Linked DNA regions of Mus musculus: region 2 is linked to region 1. A link is a loop called in an ENCODE intact Hi-C map of the cell type or tissue named here. Cell type or tissue: left cerebral cortex. All regions are shown on one strand. Links, peaks and the distances in the headings refer to the core of each region. The heading gives the core; the rest is flanking DNA.

Region 1 (2,901 bases), core at 194-2,693:
CATTCTCCTCCCTCCCACGCCCCTTGGTGCAGAAAACTTTAGAGGTTTCCAGTTCCTCCCACCTTTCTCATGGCAGTCTTGACACTAGCAGTAGCCAGGCTGTGGTCTCTTAAAAGCCTTAGTGGCTGAGAGTTTGAAAGAAACAGAACAATGGGAACAGCTAGAGGGCAGGGCCTGGCGGTCTATTCAGCTTTGCCGCTTTGCTCCGGAAGGGCTTGGCACTTTGCCTGTTGTCAAAGAGGTGTGGGGGAGTCAAATCTCCGGGAACAGCCAGACCTGCGTTGGACTAGCCCCTACTTGATGAGGTGGGCTGGGAGAAATCATTACCTTCTCCACCACATCCTCCTGATAGGGTCCCTAGAACCAGGATCCCTAGCTGTGCCTGGAATCACCAGACCCTCTGTGGGTGGCCTGAGGCTAGGGAGAGTGAAGTACTCTGGCTGGATAGAATGAAAGGTGAAAGGGTAAAAGCCAGGCCACAGGGATCTGTAGATCCCAAATATATGAAATCTGGTCCCCAGACCAACCACAACTGACTCCTGTCAGCATCTCACCTTACACCCAAAGCATGTTTGGATTCCAGTTTCCTCTCAAGTTGGGTTGCTTTAGAGGGGAAGCCACAGACTCCCCAACATCTAGGCTGGATGCAGGCTTAGTTTAGAATCAGTAGTTTTAGGGACACATAATTCAAACCTTCTCCTTCCTCTTGCATCTGTGAGGTCCAAAGTGGAGAGGTCTCTGAGTGTGCCAAAAGCAGGGTATAAATAGTCCAACCTCACCCTCTCCTTATTAGCTTCATTTTGCATAGCAGAGGGGTGGGCACACAGTAGGTACTGCCATCTAAGGCAGCAGTTCCAACCTAGGCGTCGGGACAGCTTTGGTAGTGAATGACCCTTTCACAGGAGAGGCTGTCAGAAAACAGAGATTACTATTCATAACAGTAGCAAAATTACAGTTATGAAGTAGCATTGACATAGTTTATGGTTAGGGTCACCACAATATGAACTATATTAATGGGTCAAAGCATTAGGAAGGTTGAGAACCACTGATCTATGAGACGGTGGTTGTACATGAGATTTTTCTTGAGGAAAAAGAAATTTAGCCCTTTGCTCTGTGAAGATATCTGAGGAACAAGGGAAGGCTGGCTAGGGCCTGAGGCATGGCCCTGGAAATCTCTTACTTCAGTTCTGGGCCTACCATCCAGGAGTGCAGAACCTCAGCACCACTGCAGACTACTGGTGTGGAAGTCTATTTTACACGTGAGGTAGGTTGGCTTCTTTGCTTTTAGAACGGAGGAAACTGAGTGTCAGAGACTGTTGTTCATCCAGGAACACCCAGTAGGCACCATGGGCAGAGAGTGCATCCGCACACACCAGGCCATGTTACCCACCTGGGCCCGGCGGACGTTAAGAAAGCGGGAGCCACCCTGGTGGCAGCTCAAGTAACTATACAAATTGCCACGGGCTTCAAGGGCTGCCAAAGGCGCGACTTCGGATTTGGAGGCTCTGGGAGAACTCCAGAAATCCCAGTAGAAGGTTCTGTGCCACTAACTCCCCAGAAAGTTGCTCTGGGGCACCCCACAAGGTAGCCTTAAGCGGAGGGCTGGAGGTAGCACTGGGCGCGTGGTCCCGGACCGCAGAGTAGGGGGTCTCCTTGCTGCGCCTCTCGACGCTGCCACACGCGGGTGGGCAGCGCGCCACCCCGCCCCCGGCCCCGCCCCCTGCGCCCGCCCCGCCCCGCCGCGCGCCCTCCCGCCCGCCCGCGCGCCGGGGCCCGGAGCCGCCTCATTGGCTGCGCGCCGTCACCTGACGCTCTGTTATTTCCTGTGTGTTGGGAGAATGGAGAGAAAAAACCCGGAGCCGAGCCGCCTTCGGCCCCTGCGAGGCGGCCACGGCCTCAGCCGGGGGAGCCCTCCCTGAGGCGCGCCGGAGCGGGGAGTGAGCCAGCGAGCGCGCGGGCCGGAGCGAGCCTCTAGGGGCCGCGGCCCCGGCCCGCCCCGCCGTCGGCCTGGGCGTCCGCGCTGGAGGCGGTGGAGGCACCCCCACCCCCACCCCGCGCCGCGCCGCCGCCCCCTCCCCTCCCAGCGCCGGCGGAGGCCGAGGGACGGGCCGGGGGGCTCCTGCAGGTAACCGCCGCCCGGCCTGAGGAGAAAGGGCAGCCCGAGGGGCCGGGACCGGGCCGCGCCGCTCAGGCTGGCTGCTGGGAGCACAGGTCGTGGCCCGGCCCGCCCTGCAAGTGCTGAGCCTCGGGAGTCGCGGAGCGGGCTGAGGGGACCGGCGTGGGCTGCCGAGGGGTCAACGGCCAGGACCGGCGTCAGGGCAGAGCGGCCGGAGGCTCTGGGGCTGCGGGCGGAGATACCTGGTCGTTGCGGCCTGAGGTGCTGAGGGGTCCACGTTCTTGGCAGCCCCGCGGGGACCGGCGTTGCTGGCCTCTTGGCCGGGGGCTGGGGGCGAGGCACCCGTGAAGGGCCGGGCTTGGAGCGGGCCGGGGAGGGGCCGGCTGGGGCTGGCGGAGCAGCCGCGCGAACACCTGAGGCCATGTGGATGCGGCTGCCTGTCGCCTGCCGGCGGCCCAGAGCAGGTACCCGGCGGCGGGGCGCGAGCTAGGGGCGCAGGATGCACTTCCTGTGTGGGGCGCTCTCCCCTCCCCCGCCGCGGTGAGCAGGGCAGGGCGCAGGGTCCCGCGGAGTCCACGAAGGAGCTCTTTCTCGCGGGTAGGGGATGGGAAGGCGAGGCTCTGAGTCTCTCTTCCTCATTCTCACGGAAAAGTGGTGGCTTATAGAAGAGTTTGCTATCCGGCCTGCGGCGGGAGGTGGGATGTCTTGAGTGCGCCGGGATGGGAGTGGAATTTAGTGTGTGTGTGTGTGTGTGTGTTGGGGGGGGGCAGTGGAGCTGCGGATTC
Region 2 (2,901 bases), core at 217-2,716, 140 kb before region 1:
GTACCCTAGAAACTTTTTGAAGAGCCTTAGTCATGCCTTGACCTTGGCCTGGGGACGACGCCATGGTTCGGACCTTGTTTGAGCTGTTTCCTGCTGGGTTCCTAGGGAGTTTCGACTTAGGTGAGCAGGTGTTAGGCTCTGCCCTCCCTGGCAGGCAGCCAGAACAATACCTACCTAGGATAGTACCCCACATTGAGTGACCCAGAATTCCCTGAGGGTCACTGAAGGAATCCCTGAAAACAGTTGGGCCTACATTCTTTGCTGGCTTTGGATTTGAGGTTTCTGAGGGTGAGACAGATGTGTAGGTTAGACACACTCTCTGCAGCCCTGGGAGAGAGGCTGCCCCAGCCATAGGGAAAAGGAAAAAGGGAAGTGGAGAGGAGGGGAGGGTAGCAGAGGAGACAGAACTTTCCTAAGGAATGAGGCTAAGTCCGGGGACAGTCCTAAGAGACCTCCTGTAGCTGCCCAGCTTCCTGAACTCCACCCCTTGCAATAACCTTCAGCTGCCCTGGCAGGTGGAGGAAGTTCCTGCATGGCCTCCCTTTCCTGTCCCACCTCTTGTTCCCGAAAACTCCCCTGCCACCTTCCCATCCTACAGCCCTTCATCAGACAGCATAGACCACTCAGGTCTGTAGCCTTCATGTCTTCTTGAGGAATCCTTGTTAGAAGCAACTCCTCAGTGCCCTCCCATCTAGGGACCGGAAACAAGGAACCAGCTGCCTGCAGAAGAGACAGGGAGGGGGGCCCATGTGGCCTAAGTGGGTCTTGAACTCTTTTTTCTTTGTTTAATTCCCCCACTCCCACCCCAGACACGTCTTTCTCTGTTCCAGCCCTGGCTTTCCTGGAATTCGATTTGTAGATCAGGCTGGCCTCAAACTCATGGAGATGCACCTGCCTCTGCCTCTGGGATTAAAGGCATATACCACCACCACCACCACCACCACCACCACAGGCCTTGAACTCTTGATCCTCCTGTCTCCACCTCTCAAGTACTGGGCTCACAGGTGTGCAGCCAGCTAACACTTGTCTCTGTTATGACTTATTTTTGTCAAGTGATTTCACCTCTGTCTCTTTAAATCTTTCACCAAACAGCTTCAAGGTGGGATACACACACACACACACACACACACACACACACACACACACACACACATCTTGTGCCCACAAGTCCCACAGAACCAGAGTGCTGTGGGTGACAAAGCATGAATTTGCCTCAGGGGAGGCTAATTGTTTCCTTAATTGGCTGAGACTGCCCCTGGAAAGTCCCCAGTTGTGCCTGCAGAAGATGGGAGGGGTTTGCCTGGCGGCCAGTAAGCAGCTGGGAAGGAGGCTCTAGAAAAGACTAGAAAGTGCTTCCAGCAGAAGCAGCTGTCTGGAAGAAGTGAATTGTTCTCCTGCCCCCAGGAAGGGCTGAAGTGCCTCCAAGAGGCACGCTGGGGCCCTGCTCTCGGTTCCACAGTCTTCCTGGCACATTGTGTACTGCCTGACCCTGACCTCTATTCTACTACTCCACCCTGCTGCCATTCATGTCTGGGTCTAACTTGGCAAGGTGTTGGCCTCTGAATGGCCCAGGTTCCTTAGAGCGCCAAGGGACACGGGAGTCTCCTTTGAGGGCATTCCCACGCCAGCCACCAGGTGGCGCCATCAGCACAGAACAGTTCTGGGGCTGTCCATCATGGTCAGAAGAGAAATCCCAAGGTAGAAGACTCAGTAGGTTGACAGCTACTCCTCGGGACCTCCAGCAATTAGCTTCCTGGGTGGTGCTTGTTTCTTCCAGTGACAAAGCCATCCAAAGAGCCCCACAGGGTGCATGCTGTTACATGGAAGAAATGTTGAAAATGGGAGTTACCTTTGTCTTTCATTATTTCTCCACATGTTACGTGTATGTATTTAACATGCGAACCCTAGGTGCTTGTCCTAGACTGTCTGTTACCACCTCCAAACAAGTCATTTGTTCTATTTTTCTTACTATATGAGAGTTAGGATAGGTGTTTTGGTGGGAAAACCAGGGGGACTGCAGGATGCAAGAACACACAGGGGCCAAAGAGCCAGGAGCCCAAGTTCCTATCTGCCTTCGTCCTTGCGGTGGAACTTGAGTTCAGTTTTCTAATCTGTAAATTAGGGGCAATGATAACTCCTCCCACACAATGTTTCTGTGAGAATGGAAGTAGCACGTAGATGAAAAGCCTTTAAAACTAGGTCTCAAATGGAAGGAACAGCCAAAGATATAGGGCAGCCTGAACCGAGGTGAGATTTGGAGATGGGCCAGCCTGGGCTTCTTGCCAGGGCAGAAACCTCCCATCAGCATGCAGGGTGATGGGCTCCAGATGGGTTTGCCTGCCTCCAATGGCGGAGTTCATTCCCTCCTAGGTAAGGAGGTGGCTCACCGAGGGTCGGCTCGGGATTGTATGGTTTATCCTGGGGTCACGGTCAGCTCTCTTGCCCTGTTTTGGTGAGGATCTGATCAAATGATCAAACGCATCGGCCCGGTGCCTGCAGGTCAGCTACACAGGGTGGGAGAGCATCCTTCCCAAATGTGAGCCCAGTGTCCCCAGGATGGGAACTTTCCATTGCCACTGTTGGACGCGTGAGGTACAGGACAGAGGAGTGTACCTCTGACACCCTAGACACCCTGACACCCTGAACAGAGTGGTCAGAGCAGAGTGGCCACTCTCAGCCCGGATCTCCTTGCTGATAGGTCTCTCTGGGAGCTGGAGTCTTGGGAAGGAAGAGGTGACATGAAGCTGGGTCAGGGGTCTGATCCTCTCGTCCTAGTACCTCTGTGTCTGCAAGAGAAACCTCCAAGCCCAGGCCAGGCAGCAGTGGCTGGGTCCAAGCTCCCTTTCTGGGGCACTCTGAGGGGAAAAGATTGACTTTGGGGGCTGGAGAGATGGCTCAGTG

What was found. A loop is a pair of places that touch in the nucleus more often than their neighbours do. Peaks named below come from ENCODE experiments on the same cell type or tissue, not always from the same donor. Only the 100,000 strongest peaks of a DNase experiment are listed, where the experiment ranks them.
Region 2: a loop joins it to region 1, with 3 times the contacts of the local background. A loop is called at or near these places in 14 of 42 quality-filtered maps.

The regions. Positions count from the first base shown.
Region 1 is chr15:82,898,726-82,901,626 of GRCm38, reverse strand. The region is part of intron 1 of Tcf20 (transcription factor 20); the gene reads left to right. It overlaps Gm20324 (predicted gene, 20324), which reads right to left and starts at 2,547. Exons shown (of 4, transcript NR_045068.1): 1 at 2,359-2,547; 2 at 555-908. In left cerebral cortex, for the core only: CTCF peaks have their summits at 1,398 and 2,604; DNase peaks (open chromatin) are centred at 1,492 and 1,831; H3K4me3 peaks cover 1,395 bases; H3K27ac peaks cover 1,105 bases.
Region 2 is chr15:83,036,635-83,039,535 of GRCm38, reverse strand. Gm32620 (a long non-coding RNA gene) reads right to left here. Exons shown (of 3, transcript XR_384275.3): 3 at 946-1,813. Among named protein-coding and RNA genes, the nearest start is that of Nfam1, 4.7 kb to the right of the region's middle. In left cerebral cortex, for the core only: a CTCF peak has its summit at 1,623 (motif pointing right); DNase peaks (open chromatin) are centred at 1,628 and 2,274.